Regions from separate parts of the Mus musculus genome. Here region 2 is linked to region 1. A link is a loop called in an ENCODE intact Hi-C map of the cell type or tissue named here. Cell type or tissue: heart. All regions are shown on one strand.

Region 1 (8,000 bases):
TTGGAAAACAACAACAACAACAAAAAGAAAGGGTAACGGCCAGTAGCTTTTCCTAAACTTATTTTTACCATCAAATTTATTTTTCACAGGCCAGCAGAACACATTTACATCAATCAAGTATCCCTTTAAAAGAAACCCCCAAATTAGTAAGTTTTTAAAAATCCAACAAATTAAGAGCATTTTCCTTACCACCGAGATGACAATAGAGTCTAAGGCCAAACCATCTCGAATGTTAGGTAACAACTGAATGACCATTTCACAACTGTTTTTTTTTTTTAATCTTGAGAAACATAAACAACAGGAAAACAGGCAGGAACTTTTGGTTCAACCCCAACCTTTTGTTTTGTGGAGGAAGTGTCAGCAGAATTGGGTCATAATATGGAATCTTTGCTTCTCCAGACAACATAAGCATTCTTAAGTACTCTAATGGGAGATGGAAAAGTTATCTACTTAGTGTCTGGTAAAGTGCAAAATAAGGAAATCTAAAGTTAGATTACAAAGCTATAGGTATGCAAGTCAGGACCATAAAAGAATTGGTCATATGTGCTGGGCATCCAGAAAGCTAGCTTAAAAACTGCAGACACTCTCACACCTATACACACACTGCTAGACAAAGAATTAAAGTTCAGTTTATAAACCAGAGAGAAGACTGACCCAAACAACTGAATTGGCCTTCCATTCTGTAATCAGAGCCCACTGGCAAGCAAAGCCTTGGGCAAAACAAGCAATCCCAGCATTTGGGAGGCTAAGGCAGGGGGACCAGTTTGAAGTCACCCTGGGCTACATAATAATACTCTGGAAAAGGAAGAGAGGGATGGAGGCAGAGAGGAAGAGAGCAGAGATAGACAGAGAAAAAGACAGAGAGACACAGATAAGACAGACAGAGACTGACTTTCTAAATTGTTCTCAGCCTGAGCTGAATGTCAGAGTGAGACCCCGACTTAAAATAAATTTTAAAAACTTAAATGTAAAACAAAAATTACTAACTGACCAATGTATTAATTTTAGTTAATTAATTTTTATTTCCTGTTTATTAATACAACATATACTTTGGATAATTTTTATCAGATAATGGATCATTCCAAAAAGGATGATGAAAAGAAGGATGACAAATGTGACAACCAGTAAAAGATTACATAAGATCAAGTGTGCTGGCCTTATTGATAGGAGATATAAACTAGGGAGGAGAGTCCAGAAGGGAAGACAAAGAAATGTCACATTCTGTAGGCATAATGGTACTAAGTAACGAGTGATCCTGGCACTCTTTAAGACTGAAACAGCAGGATCCGGGTTCAAGGCCAACTACAAAAGGAGCTTGAGGACAGCCTGAGATCCCTGAGACCCTGTCTCAGACCACAAAAGAAGTATCACATACACTCTGAAGACAGAGTTATCAGTGGAGAGGTAAGAGTCACAATAAATACTAATACGAGCCTTTTAAATTGGAAAGGGCCGCCTCCTGTATACTTCCTTTCCCAAGGAGACAGTCAATCCCCATCAGTCGTCACCTCTGATAATTCTTCCGTTAAATTCTTAATAGTAAGTACACATGTGTCTTCCCCCTAGAACCTACCTATTAATCGTAGCTGTACCTCTTTCAGCTACAAAGATCAAGCAGGAGGCCTCTTTGCCATAACTCCCCCACCCAACCCCCACCCCCACCCCGCGCCAGCTTTTAAAGATAGTTAGTTATTCTCCTCCGGCGTTCTTTCCTAAGCTAGAAGTTTCATAGAATCGAGCCGGCTCCAGCTGCCTCGAATCGAGTACCGCATTCACAGCGGGACCGCACTTCGGATGAGCAGGCTTCAAACACGAGTAGGACTCCAGAGGAGAACGTTCAAAATAAGGTTTCCTAGGATCCAGACCCAGATTCGAAACAAGCTGTGGGAAAAGCCCAGGGCTGGAGAGCCGGCATCCCGGAGGGTTTCGGAGCAGGTGCTGTGGAGGCCCACGCTTTTGAGACAGCTGTGCCCGGTTGTACAGCTGTGGGAACTAGGTTCAGGGAGGTCAAAGACTTGGCCTCGAACGCACAGTGAGCTGCAGGCAGCGAACTCAAGTCCAGGTCTCCTACGCTTCACCCCAAATCTGTTCACCGCATTCCTCATCTTTCCACTCCACCAAATCGCCACCCACGAGAGAGGCGGTCCCGCCCCCGAGGCTACGGGAGTCAGGACGAGCCCCGTCTGGAAGGGGAGCTTGTGCGCACCCTTCTTTCCCTTTTCTGGGGCCTTAGTTTGCCCAATCTGTACCCACGGATGCCAGTCTGACCTTCCTTCTGGGACCTGGACAGAGCCAGACTGGATGACTCCTGGCCCTTGGCTTCAGATCCCTGAGCCTGGGAAGGGGGTCCCATGCCTCCCGGGCCCGCCGTCCCAGCTCGTCACCTACCTGCCGCCGCGGTAGAGCGAGCGCCAGCGACGCCAGCTGTCCGTTCCCCCGTCCCGGAGTAGCCGAGCCAGTCTTAGAGACGCGTCAGTCAGAAAGATTGAACCTCCGACCCCTCCTACCGGGAACTTGGTCACCTGACGCGGAGCCGCCTCTAGTAGAACAACTTCCGGTTCCAGCCGGAAAAGGCTGGTGTGCAGCGCTGCTCTCCGGCCCAGGCGCCCGGCTGGTAAGTTCCGCCCCGGGACAGGAAGGGGAGGGCGTCTGGTCTTTCCGTAGGGTTTCCTAGCGCTGGAAGAGGAGGGAAGGCAGCTCGGTGGATGGGCGAGCTCGCCTCGCCCGCGTGAAGACGTGGGAATAAATATGTGCGTACCCGCCAGCTAATCATAGCATTCATTCGGGTGATGGGTCAGAACTTCAATGTCGTTTTCGAAGCAGGCTTGGGATACATGGGACCGTGTCGCAAAAATAATGGGCGGATGAAAAAGCCAGTTCTAGAAATACCAGTTTGGAATGCCTTGTACAAGAAAGTAAGGTCAGTGGTTGTTCTGTTTTATAAAGAAGAAGAACAGGAGGAGGAGGCATGGGAAGTGGAGTAGGAAAGGGAGTAGAGAATGAGGAGAAGGGAGAGAGGCCGGCCAGGAACGCGTGAAGAGAGAGGGCGGAGGGGGAAGGGGGCAAAGAGTAAGGGAGAGGAGGGGGCGAACAGCCCCTTTTATAGTAAGCCGGGCATACCTCGCTGTTGCCAGGTAACTGTGGGGCGGAGCCTAGAAGGAATGCTAACAGTGGTGATGGATGAGAATGTGCAAAACGACCCAGGAGCTCTCTTGAAGACTCTACTAGCCAAATCTGTGAAATTTCAGTATCAAAATAATAAAGGTAATAAGAGTATAACTAATTGGAGCCCATGAGATGGTTCAGAGGTAAAGATGTTTGCTGCCAAGCCTGTCAACTCTAGTTCAGTCCCCAGAAACCCAGCGGTGGAAGGAAAGGAGTCTGGCAAGTTGTCATCAGACCTTCACATGTATACAGAGACACTTAATAAATACATGGTAATTTATTTTAAAACTAATTAGATGAACTTGTAACCAATGAGGGATTGTTTTTTTTTTACAGTAGCAAGTGCATTTATTATATTTAAAAATAACTAGAAAAATTGGTGTTTTAGCTTTCCATATATAAAAACATGTGAGTCCAGTGCAACAGTGCTCAGTGCAGGTGAGTGATTTTGCTGTGCAGCTCCTACAAAGCTGCATAGCTGTGCTGTTGCAGGGGTGGGGGGAGTGGGGGGTGGAGAGCCGGCACACCTCATTCTGTAGAACAAGAAGGGACTTCCGTCCTGCCTCGGACAAGCAGTAGCAGTAGCATTCCTGTGTGTAAGCTGAGGTAGGGCTGGCACACCGGCCTTGTATCCTGTACTGGATGGCTTTCAGCTTCTGCTTGCCAGTGTGAAAGCCCAAACGCCAGATGGCAGGTGAGCCTGCATCCTCTCCCCAGAGTCCTTGACCTTATCAATCTCTAGCTCCACCTGTGGGGGACCTGAGGGATCGGTCAGAATACTCCTCCTCCTTCTGTTCCTGGAAAAAGTAAGATTCTTTGGGGGGTTCTTAGTATCATTAATACAAGAATTTAGAAGAGACTCAAAGGAAGCTCAGGACAACTTTATTAGAGTTTGAAAAAAGCAATCAAGGCTAGTTGAAAACTCTAACAGCTGCCAGAAGATGGAGAAAAGGTCACACCTTTTAAACTAGGCATGGAATAAAATTAGACAACTTATCAAGAAATGGAAAAGGACAGGTGGTATTGGCGGTGCACACCTTTGATCCCAGCACTTGGGAGGCAGAGGCAGGCAGATCTTTGTGAGTTCCAGGACAGCCTGATCTTCAAAGCAAGTTCAGGACAGCCAGGGCTACACAGAGAAACCCAGCTCAAAAAAACAAAAACAAAAAACAGAGAGTAGGAGGAAGGGAGGGAGAGAGAGGGAGAGAAGAGAGGAAGGAAGGGAGGGAGGTGAAAACGGGCTGGAGAGATGGTTCAGCTGTGAAGACGGGGAACCAGAGGACCCAGGTTTGATTCCAAGGAACCACACACATAGTGATTCACAACCTTACCTAACTCCAGTTTCATGGGATCTGATACCCTTTTCTGGCCTCCCTGGGTGCTGCATGAACATGTGAGTATATATGCTTCTAGACAAAACATTCATACATATAAAAAAACAAAACTACCCAAGAATGGAAGTGGGCTAGTAAGCTGAGCAAAGTCCCTAAAAAGTATCCACCATACTGGTGCATGGTCTCTTACAGCCCTTTCTCTACAAACTGACTTCCTGTCCATGTTAATCTTGATGTATCTTTTGTTGTTGCTATTGTTGTTATCTCCTGTTACATTGGATCCCAGTACAGTTTACCAGGCTGAGTCAGGACAAGACCTGAGTCCCTACCTTGTCCCTGGGGAGCTGTGCTAGCCAAAGGCAAAGCACAGTGGACTGGCTTGCTGGAGGTCCTGGGGACTCCTCAGTACCCTCTGGGGACTTCTGGCCATTCTAATCACCGAGGGACCAAAGGCAGTTAGAGTCCTGAAGCCCCTTCAGATGACTTGGGGTCGTGCTTACACTGCCAGCAGTTCCAGCTGCTAGGACCTATATCCTGATTTCCACCCGCTGACAACACAAGCTTCAGTATGTGAGTCTCTAAGTACTGTGGCCTGGCCCTCAAAAGTCCTGTCTCTGAGGGTGTAGCAAGGAGGAAGCCTTTTGCTCTGTTCTGGAATTTTTTTTTTTTTAATTTATTATATGTAAGTACACTGTAGCTGTTCTCAGATACTCCAGAAGAGGGAGTCAGGTTTCGTTACAGATGGTTGTGAGCCACCATGTGGTTGCTGGGATTTGAACTCGGGACCGTTGAGCTATCTGGCCCCTGTTCTGGAATCCTATTCTGAGCCTATTCCTGATCTGTGCTTTCTGAAATGACGTCATCACGCGAGCAGACAGCGCGGCTCCAGCTTCACATCTGTACAGTGGTTTATTTTCTCCAGCTGTCCATCCAGTCTGGAGGTCCCTTTCCCTGGAACGCGGGCTCACGAAGGCTGCTCAGTCTTCTCAGATGCATGTGGAAGTCTCTCATCCCAGATGCCACCCTAACATCACCACATAGCACCGCCGGCTTCTCCACCAAAAATCTTGTGTTTGAAGGTCACTTTTCCCTATGATGTCATAGTAACAGCCTGGAGAGAGGTGTCCCTCCGTGTATAGCTGACTCACTGGGCTTTCTCCCCTGTGCCTCCCTTATATGTTGCCATCCATCCAGATTCTTGGCACAGAATGTTAGGGACAAGCAGTCCTAAGTACTGCCATTTTGTTTTCAGATTCCATTTAATCATAGGGGAAACTATGGGAACTGGCGACTTCCCAACAGCTGAACAGCCTCTGTTAGAAGACAGTTGTCTGAGTCCAGCCATCTCAGAGACAACTTGTAAGGATACAGTTGCTTGAGTCCAGCCATCACAAGGACAGCTTCTCCATCTGGCTGGCAGAGTCAACTAAGTTCATATTCCCAGGCCTAGGAGCCAACTCCCATCCTGATTGCAGGAAGCTCCCTTGCTCAACCCCTTATGTCAAAATATAATTAGACAGTGCTCCAGCCCACCCTGCCCCTGTCATGTTATGCTTCCATCCTTTAAATATGCTGTACAACTTTCCTTCAAGGTCACAGTTCAGCTCCCAAGTCTGGTCTGTGGCCCTAATGGGTCAGTAGTGGCTTGATTACACTAAATTTGTGTCATCTGTACTGACTCGGTATTGAGTTATGTTGGATCTAAGCGGATCCCACAACAATATGAACAACGGTGGCCATTATTTTGTGCAGAGACAAATCTGTTCCTACCCACATAAATTCCTGGCTCTGCTATGGCAAAGTCCATTGCTGGTATCTTGGGAGGTTCATATTCTTTCTTTCTCTCTCTCTCTCTCTCTCTCTCTCTCTCTCTCTCTCTCTCTCTCTCTCTCTCTCTCTCTCTCTCCCACTACTCCCTACAATCCTCCCCCCACCACACTTCTTAAATTTTATCTTATGCCAAGCTGTGGGGCACACCTTTAATCTCAGCACTTCAGAGACAGAGGCAGGCAGGTCACTAAGTTTGAGTCCAGCCTGGTCTACAGAGCAAGTTCCAGGGTAGTCAGGGCTATACAAAGAAACCGTGTCTCAAAAAAAAAAAAAAAAAAAAAAAAAGCCAAACAAAACAAAAACCCAAAACAGCAACAAGAATTATACTGGTATGAGCATTTGCCTGCATGTTTAGTATGCATCACTTACATGCAGTATCCATGGAGGCCAGCAGAGGGCAGAAGATCCCCTGGGCCTGGATTACACATGGCTGTGAGTTGCCATGTGAGTGATGGAAATTGAACCCAATTCTGGGAGAAAAGGAGTGCTCTAAACTACTGAGCACCACACTCTCCTGCTTCAGGATACTCCCTCCTCTCCCAGATGCTGTGCTTGGCTCATCAGCTGCATCTTCTTTAAGACAGTAAATCTCTGAACTTTTTTTTTTTGGCAGGGAGGGCAGGATAGAAGAGAACAGCTCACCTTCCAGCCGCCAGGAACCAGCAAGAGAATCCATGAGTTTTTAGTGACATAGAGAAGCAAACAAAGGGGCCAGGGAAATGGCTCATCAATGGTGACTTCAGTCTTCAGTGGCTCTTGCTTGTAGTGCTAGGACTAGGGAAAGCAGAGAAAGGCTGATCCCCGAGTCTGCTGGCTAGCTGCTGTGAGGGCCCTGATGAAGAATAATGAAGGGCTGGTGGGATGGCTCAGCCAGCAAAGGCACTCGCTAAACAAGCCCATCGAGCTGACCTTGATGCCTGGCACTCATAATGGAAGGAGAGAAGTGACCTCTAAAAATCATCCCCTGAGCTGGCCAGTGGTGGTGCACACCTTAGATCCCAGCACTCGGAAGGCAGAGACAGGAGGATCTCTGTGAGTTCAAGGCCAGCCTGATCTACAGAGCCAGTTCCAGGACAGCCAGGGACTACACAGAGAAACTTTCCTGTCTCGAAAAACTACTAATAGTAATGCTGATGACTCCTCTAAAGAAACCCTAGTTCAATCTCTGCCTATATGAACACATGTGCTAGTGCATGTGCAGCCACACCCCGTGTTCATATATATACACACACAGAGAAAGATAGACAGACCATGATGGCCATAATCCCAGGACTTGGAAGGCTGAGGCAAGAGAACTACGAATTCAAGGCCAGCTGGGCTACAGATACTGCCTCAAAAGCTGGCTCAAGGGTTGAAAGCACTGCTTGCCCTTCCATGGGGCCTGGGTTCACCTCTCAGCATGCACATGGCAGTTCACAACCATGTGTAACTCCAGTTCCAAGGAATCTGATGCCTGCTTCAGGCTTCCATGGGCACCAGGCATGCACATGGTGCACAGCACACAGGTAGACAAAATACTTATATACACAAAAACAAGCAAAGCACACACAGGAAAGAAAGAAAAGAATAAACAAGGAGAAGAGAAACTTGCAGCCTCTCCTTTTATTAGAACGGCAAGTAGTAAATAGGATTTGGAAGGTCAGGAGTGAGGAAACGAAACAGGATACTTAC
Region 2 (8,000 bases), 120 kb before region 1:
ACAAGTTTGGAAACTGAGGCTCTGTTTCAAAAAGACAAAAAAAAAAAAAAAAAAAAAAAAAAAAAGTAAAAAAGCAAAACATCTTTAATCTCAGCAGGCAGGAGGTGAGTTACCTCAATCTGTAAGGCAGAGTGAGACTGTGTGTCAAAACATTCCACTATTGAAAAAGGTCCCTAGCCCCTGGTCTTAGCCCCTGGTCTTGAAGTCTCATATTGGGGCTTAAATGTCATCAGTGGGGTGTCTTCTAGCGTAGGGAGAAGAAAATAAATCATTACAGAAGAAAACCCATTTGCCACTCCTTACAAGATATGAAAGTATAAGAGACTGCTTGGGAAGCAAGGACAAACTTGCAGCCCCATGGGACAAGTCTGTCATAATCAGTGACATGAATCAAAACCATTGTTACAACACTGAGTGTTCTCAGACAAAATCCGGGTATGAGTTCCAGCCCCAAGGACCAGCGCTATTTCTCTGCCAGGAGAAGCCTTCCTGTAAGGGAAGTGGCACAGTGGGCTGCGTTGTCCAGTTTTGGGAGCCACATCTAAAATGTGTTGAAGAGCCTCTCAGCCATCACTTTCTAACCCCGAGGCGTTCTTAGAGGTATTGAGTCAGCCACATTGTCGATGGAAAAGGGCAGGCGAGGCATTGCTTCAGCATGGCATGTTCTCACCTACTGCTATGCTATGCTCCGACGCTTGGCCTGCCCCAACCTCATTTTCTGTTTGAGTCTGGGTCTCATGTACTAGGCTGGCCTTGGAATCTTCATATATCGAGAACATGGCCTCAAACTCTTCATTGTGGTTGTTGTTGTTTGATGTTGGTGTTTGTTGGAGACAGGGTCTCAGTCACCCTGTAACTCTGGCTGTCATGGATCCCTCTAGACAGACCAGTCTGGCATTGGATTCAGAGAAGTGCCTGCCTCTGCCTCCTGGTTGCTAGGATTAAAGTGTTAAATCACCAAGCCTGGCTTCTTGCAGTCTGAATCCTGCTTCCTCCTCAGGAGAGCTAGATTCCAATCGATCTTATCAGATGAATGGCAGTTCTTTCCAGCTCTCAGATAAGGAAACTTGAGGCAAGAGAGAATAGGCGGCGGAGCAAGCTGCCTTCTACGTGGCCGGCTGGGCAGGCTGCTGCTTGTTACCCACCGGAAGCATTCCTGTTGGGGGAAGGTGTGTGGCTGCTTAGCTTGAGTGCATGGCGCACAGCGAGTGATCCATTAACAGCAGCTGCTGTGCTTGTCTATAGGCTGTGAGTACTTGACTACTTACCTTTTCTGGCCCTCAGTTTCTCTCTCAGCTGGGGAGTTAGGGATGGTGACTGCAGCCCTGCTGTTTCTGAAAAGGACGCTGGTGCTGTATTGCTTTCTTTTTCTTTTCTTTTCCTTTTGGTTTTTTGAGACTGGGTTCTCTATAGCTCTGGCTGTCCTGGAACTCACTCTGTAGACCAGGCTGGCCTCGAACTCAGAAATCTGCCCACCTCTGTCTCCCAAGTGCTGGGAGCAAAGGTGTGCACCACCACGCCAGGCTGCTCTGTTGCTTTCAATCCCAGCTCTACCATTCGCATGAACAGGTGATTTTACTTTATGGGTTTCTCTGATTTCCTGTGAGTCGGGAACCATGGACCTGTGGGAGCATCCCGACTAAGGGTGTGGTCCTCAGAAACATCGATGATTTGTAGGTCCAGGGACACCCACTTGTTCATTTAGAAACTCTGCAGAAAACAGTATAGTTCCTCTGCCTGTACAGTCCACTGACCCAGCCTGAGCGCTGAGACTCTCCCATGTTCCTCAGCCTCAGGACAGCATTTGGCCGCCTTCCCATCTTAGGACAGTTTCCAGACCTTCAGGAGCTTGATCTAGCTGCCCTCAATTCCAAGCTCAGCGGGTGCCCCGTGCAGAAGCCAGGTATTTTTCTTTTAGTTTTACTCTTTTAGGCTGTCATGGGTCTGCCACGTGACCTTGAGTGAACTTTCCGGTACATGGGGTGGGGGGTGGGGGAAGGCACTAAGTCACCAGATTCCCTGTCACCTCGGGACCACCCCTTTCCTTAGCAAATAGGCTCTGAGAACAACCTGTACAACAGGAAACCGCATGTGGTCTAGAAACAAGCTCCGAGCTTCCCTCTCCCCACCCAAAGGGAACAGATGGCAGGGCAAGAACTTTAAGTTGAGTGTCATTTCAGGCCACCCCTGCTTGGTAGGTATCGTGTCTGTTAAATGTTTCCCCTGCACAGACATTTATGTAAGCAGTCGGACAGCAATCAGATGCTAATCACAGTGGCCACTGTTGTCTGCATGCTTTCTTGATAAGTCAGGCCCTGCTGTATGCCTTCCTCGGTGATTATTAGCTCGTCGCCTCCCTTGAAGCTCTGATCTCAATGAGGAGCTGAGACCTAGAGGAGTTAAAATATATCATGTCCTTGGTACCCAGTCTAGACCACTTTGTGTGTGTGCGTGAGTGTTTCTTGTTTTGAGATAGGCTCTTAATCTTTTTTGTTGTTGTTGTTGTTTTGTTTTGTTTTTTGAGACAGGATTTCTCTGTATAGCCATGGCTGTCCTGGAACTCACTCTGTAGACCAGGCTGGTCTCAAACTCAGAAATCCGACCGCCTCTGCCTCCCGAGTGCTGGGATTAAAGGCGTGTGCCATCACAGGTTCTTACTCTTTAACCCAGGCTGGCCTGAAACTGTATGTGTGTGTGTGTGTGTGTGTGTGTGTGTGTGTGTGTGTGTGTGTGTGTGTGTGTAAGTATGTATGTATGTGGGGTTTGCCTGCATATATATCTGTGCACCCTGTCCTCAAAAGCCTGGGAAGGAACTGGACCGTCTGGAACTGGAGTTACGAATGAACCACCACGTGGGTGCTGGGAATCCAGTCTGGTTCCTCTGAAGGAGCAGCCAGTGTTCTGAGGCTGCTGTGCCAGCTCTCCAGCCTCTTTAAACAACACCTTTTTTATGTGGTGTTTTACTTGCATGTTTGTCTGCACTGTGGCCTTCCCAGAGGGTTGTGAGCTGCCATAGCTCTCTCTCTCTCCCTCCCTCCCTCTCCCTTCTTTTCTCTCCCCTTCCCTCTCTCCCTTCCTTCCTCCTCCCTCCCTCCTTTCTCCTCTCTCCCTATCTGCTCCCTCTTCCTCCTCTTCTCTCTCATTCATTCACTCTCCCCCCCTCTCCCTCTCTCTACCCCTTCTCTCTCCTTCATCAACTCCCCCCCTTCTCACACCTCTCCCCTCTCTCTCCCCTCTCCCCACCCCCAGCTTTATCAGAGAAAAAGAGATGACAATAGATGGGGCATGGGTATCTTGTGAGGATAGAGTCAGTGTGCACACACTCGGGTATATACTTGTGTGTCTGTACAGTAGCCTCCTACATACATAAAATAAATAAATCTGGAGTGAGAGCAGCAGTGAGGCACAGCACGGCTTTGGGTTTGGAAAAAGCCGCAGAGGCCTCTGCTGTTTCCACGCCTAGGGTGGTGTAGGAGGCAGGAGACAGGCACAGCTCTGATTCTTCACCTTCCTTCTCTCTGGCCAGCCCAGCTTGCACGTGGGCCCCAGAACAATTAGTGTGATTCCTGCAAGTCTTCAACTCTGTAATGTCCCGGGGCTTGGCTGATGAAGGGAGCTTCCCAGAGTTGGGAAGGGTGGGCAGGCACCACCGCTTCCTCCTTGGAAAGAATAGCTGAAGGTGGGGGTGGAAGGGAACTCAGTCTGTCCGGGCCTTTGTCCTGGTCACTCAGGCCATGAGGTGCAGCTAGGCAGGCGGCGGCTGGGGCTGCTCCCTGTCCCTGCTGAGTGCTGTCTTAGCTCTGCAGGGAGCTCTTAGTCTGATAAAAGGAGGGAAAACAGTAAGGCAACACCATCCCACCCCCACGGGAGAGAAGCTGAATCAGTGAGTAAGCCTTTGTTCTGTCTTGGCTGCCAGACAACAGCCAGACTGTCCCCTGCCCCCACACAGTGGGAGGGTGCTGGGCTGCCTAATGGTCACTTCACCCTGGCAGCCTCCATCTCCAGGATTCCTAGGTAGGCACGTGGGATGAGACATGCTTCCAGGCTCCTAAATGGATAAGGCTGATCCATCCAGACTAGTCACAGCGGCTGCTTCCTTCACCCTTAGTTGCTGTTCTAGCCCTCCGCTAATACAAACTGTTTTGACCCCTATAGACTTGTGAGTGGTGAAGCCTGCCTTACCAGCTGTTCATCACGGTACAGACACATGCTTCATAGGGTAGGGAGTGCAGGAAACCAGGCTTCTGCATGTAATAAATGGGCAGAAGTGAGGGCAGGGCCTGTGTAGTGTGTGGCGTCCATCAAAGGTGCAGTTAAAATGCTGCCTCTCTTCCAGGATGATGTGTCACTCCTGGTACCTCGATGGGTCTTCTGAAAGTGGTGGGTTCTTGGCTTTCTTTCTTCCTCCAGCCTTTTTGTAGATTTTGAATTTTAGCCTCTGGTAAAAGATGTTCCTTCCCACACCGGGTTTCTCTGTGTAGCCCTGGCTGTCCTGGAACTCATTCTAGATCAGGCTGGCTTTGAACTCACAGAGTTCCTGCCTCTGCCCCCTGAGTGCTGGGATTTAAGACCTCCACCACGACTTGAATGCATTATTTTTGTGAGTCACTGCTAGCTTGGGAACGAGGATCCCTTACTAAATCAAACCCAGACATTCCAAGTGTTTGCCTACATGAGCCATCTTGAAGAGCATGGCTTTATATTAATTATACAGATGGCAGTCAACCACAACTGATGGGTGACTGAGGAGACAAGTAAGGAAATGCTTAATCCAGAAGACCCTCTCTCTGTGATGAGTGTACCAGGTGGGAGTTGATATCCAGTCAAGATGCTAACGGGAGGCCGGGCGTGGTGGCGCACGCCTTTAATCCCAGCACTTGGGAGGCAGAGGCAGGCGGATTTCTGAGTTCAAGGCCAGCCTGGTCTACAAAGTGAGTTTAAGGACAGCCAGGGCTACACAGAGAAACCGTGTCTCAAAAAAAAAAAAAAAAAAAAAAAAGCTAACAGGAAGCATAGGCCAGGCCTGGGCTTGCATGTTGAGAAACTTGGTGCCCCAGGGGCTCCAGGGGGATGAGTTTATCAGCCTCTTGTGGCCTTACAATGGGGATTTGGGGATCAGATCATAAGTCACGTGGGGGAATCACAGACGGTCCAGGGCTCCAGAGATTATCATTCCCAACTCCTTATTTTAAGATGGTGAAATTAAGGCCCAGAGAGGAGGGTATCACTAAGTAAGATGAATAATTCTTGCCTTGGGTGGGTAATAGGAGAGGTCTTTTAAGGGCAATGAGGGTAACATTGCCGAGTGAGTCAGGACCGTGCCAGAGCAAGGCATAACCTAGATCATACAGCAGTTGCACTGGTTTTTGTGCAAGCCGCTTCAAAAGCATTTCACATGTGAAAAAACAGAGGCACAGAGAGCTGTCTTGCCAAGTGTTAAACACATAGGCTAGACTGGAGCTAGGATACACAGTAGAGGGAATTAGCTAAGAGGGTATTTAAATTGAGGCTCCTGTGAATTTGTCCTCCAGTATTTTTTTTCTTTAACTTTCATCAGTGCATATCATGTGATGGATACAGATGATCATAGCTATGTCCCTGAGATCTAACCCAGGCCCCTGTGTTTTGATTTAAACAAACAAACAAACAAACAATATTTTATTTCAGTTGCACTGGGCAGGTCTTGGCAAGGCAGGGAGCAAGTTCTCATGGAGGGAGAGAGGTTCCTACTGTACTTGCTGGGGATGAATGGGGTCCATACCACAGGATGGGCAGGGCCATCTTGGAGATGCAATGATCCTTGTTGCTTGGATGACTTCTTGCTGTTGTTGCTCTCGGGGTCAACATCTCTGTCACATTCTCCAGCACCATGTTGCAGTGGTGGCTGAAGTCCTTCACCTGGCCTGGGAGCTTACTGTTGCAAGAGATGATGAACACCAGTGTTCTTGAGTGACGGCATGAGCCGAGAGAGAGGGGGGCCTGTGCGGACTGACCTTGTCCTCGCACTTCTGCAGTCATCTGGCTCTTGGGTTTATTGAGATTTGTGGTGGAGGTTTCGCCAGAAGACCACTCCCACCTGCACTGCATTGCTTCAGCCTCTACTCCTGAGGCTTGTGTAGTTTTAATCACCCACTTGGTTCCTGTCACCTTCTGAGAGCAGAGCCCAAGTTGTTGGCTTCAAAGGATGTGCCCTGGGGTCAGTACTGGCTCTGGCGTGCAGTCTACTAGACATAGTGGAGGGGCAGGGCTCCCGTGGGAAGGGCCCACATGTGGAGTTAGAAGACCTAGGTTTGAATCCCTGTACCACCATGCCTTAGGGGTTGACTCTGCATCACAATTTCTCTTAAGAGCAGCCAGAGCCCAATGAACTTGTTAGAGTCTATCCTGTATCCCTTAAATGCTCTGGACTGGTTGTTGTTGTTTAACTTTTAAAAAAAGGTTTATTTATTTCATTTATATGAGTGCATTGTAGCTGTCTTCAGACACACCAGAAGAGGGTGTCAGATCCCATTACAGATGGCTGTGAGCCACCATGTGGTTATGGGAATTGAACTCAGTCAGTGCTCTTAACTGCTGAGCCATCTCTACACCCCACCCCCTTTTTAAAATAAAATAACTAAATCTTAGGCTGAACAGAGACTGAAGTGAGCTCTCTCTCTCTCTCTCTCTCTCTCTCTCACACACACACACACACACACAAACACACACACCCCTCAGGCATGGTGTGATTATTCTACATAAGCAGAACAGCAATGCAGCCCAAATAGGTCACAGAGTATCAGGAGAAATCAAAGACATTGACAAACTTGAGAGGTTTTTGATAGCCATTTTCATTGTTTGCCCTTGAGTCCTTTAATTTCTAGCCTGGGCTCCCACTTTCCAGGACTTTAGGATGAGAAGACAGTCTTTTGTTTTTGTTTTGTTTTGTTTTATTTTGGTTTTTTGTTTGTTTGTTTGTTTGTTTTGAGACAGGGTTTCTCTGTATAGCCCTGGCTGTCCTGGAACTCACTCTGTAGACCAGGCTGGCCTCGAACTCAGAAATCTGCCTGCCTCTGCCTCCCGAGTGCTGGGATTAAAGGCGTGCGCCACCATGCCCGGCTCGAGAAGACAGTCTTTTAAAACAAACAAAAATTTATTTTGTGGTGGAGAGGGTGCATGCCTGCTACTGCAGGTGTAGAGGTCAGAGGGCAACTTGTGAGATGTCACCTGTGACCTTACTCTTTTGAACTCAGGCTGTCAGGCTTGGTGGTTGGTGCCTTTTCTTGCTGAGCCATCTCGGCAGCCCAGGAAGGGCTTGGGTGAAGCATTTGGGTCTCTGGGACCCCTGGGATGATAACAAAGCCCTGTCTTACTTTGTTTCTTTCTTGTACATTATCCCTACTGAGTCCCATGCAGCAGCCACTCAAGACAGAGCAGCCTGCAGTGGGCAGCGCTGCCTGCGGAGTCTAAGGCTGCCTGATAGGATGGCTAATCAATGTCTTGGTCCTGGGCTGGTTTAGTCCTGACTTGGTCGGGTGACCTGCTCAGGCTTCACAAAGGCTAACTGAGCAAAGCCATGGTAGAAGCTCAACCTGATGCTTTCTTTTCCTGACAGGGGGAAGGACTTGAAAGAGCAACATGAGAAGAAAGCGTGTGAGAGGGAGATGCAGCGAATCACCTTGCCCCTGTCTGCCTTCACAAACCCCACCTGTGAGACCGTGGATGAAAACACCATCATTGTGCACAGCAACCAGACTCCTGCTGACGTGCAGGAGGGCAGCACCCTCCTCACGGGCCAGGCTGGCACCCCTGGGGCCTGAGCCCCTTCAGTGGGCAGGTGCCCATGTAAACACTGGTACAGGACAGGCCACCCTCCTGCAGTTGGGAGGAGCTACATTTTGTGTTGTGGTTAAAACCTTATCCCATTTTTCTTTTGGGGGGAATGTGACTCCTCATGACACAAGAAGATGCAGGTAGCATTATGGGTGAGGGTGAGGAGGCTGGGTAGGGTCCTATCAACG

The links. Peaks named below come from ENCODE experiments on the same cell type or tissue, not always from the same donor. Only the 100,000 strongest peaks of a DNase experiment are listed, where the experiment ranks them.
Region 2: it touches region 1 in a loop (2.1-fold over the local background); 4 of 42 quality-filtered maps call a loop at or near these places.

Annotation. Positions count from the first base shown.
Region 1 is chr11:3,449,821-3,457,820 of GRCm38, forward strand. It overlaps Rnf185 (ring finger protein 185), which reads right to left and starts at 3,136. Exons shown (of 7, transcript NM_001290472.1): 1 at 2,389-3,136. It overlaps 8430429K09Rik (RIKEN cDNA 8430429K09 gene), which reads left to right and starts at 2,617. Exons shown (of 4, transcript NR_028317.1): 1 at 2,617-2,920. In heart, CTCF peaks have their summits at 2,433, 3,924 and 6,724 (motif pointing right); DNase peaks (open chromatin) are centred at 2,561, 3,011 and 6,731; H3K4me3 peaks cover 2,794 bases; H3K27ac peaks cover 2,075 bases.
Region 2 is chr11:3,333,929-3,341,928 of GRCm38, forward strand. It overlaps Pik3ip1 (phosphoinositide-3-kinase interacting protein 1), which reads left to right. Exons shown (of 6, transcript NM_178149.4): 6 at 7,595-8,000. The coding sequence ends at 7,799. Among named protein-coding and RNA genes, the nearest start is that of Gm12592, 6.7 kb to the left of the region's middle. In heart, no CTCF peak of the experiment used is centred here; DNase peaks (open chromatin) are centred at 583, 983, 1,953 and 3,903; H3K4me3 peaks cover 426 bases; H3K27ac peaks cover 4,386 bases.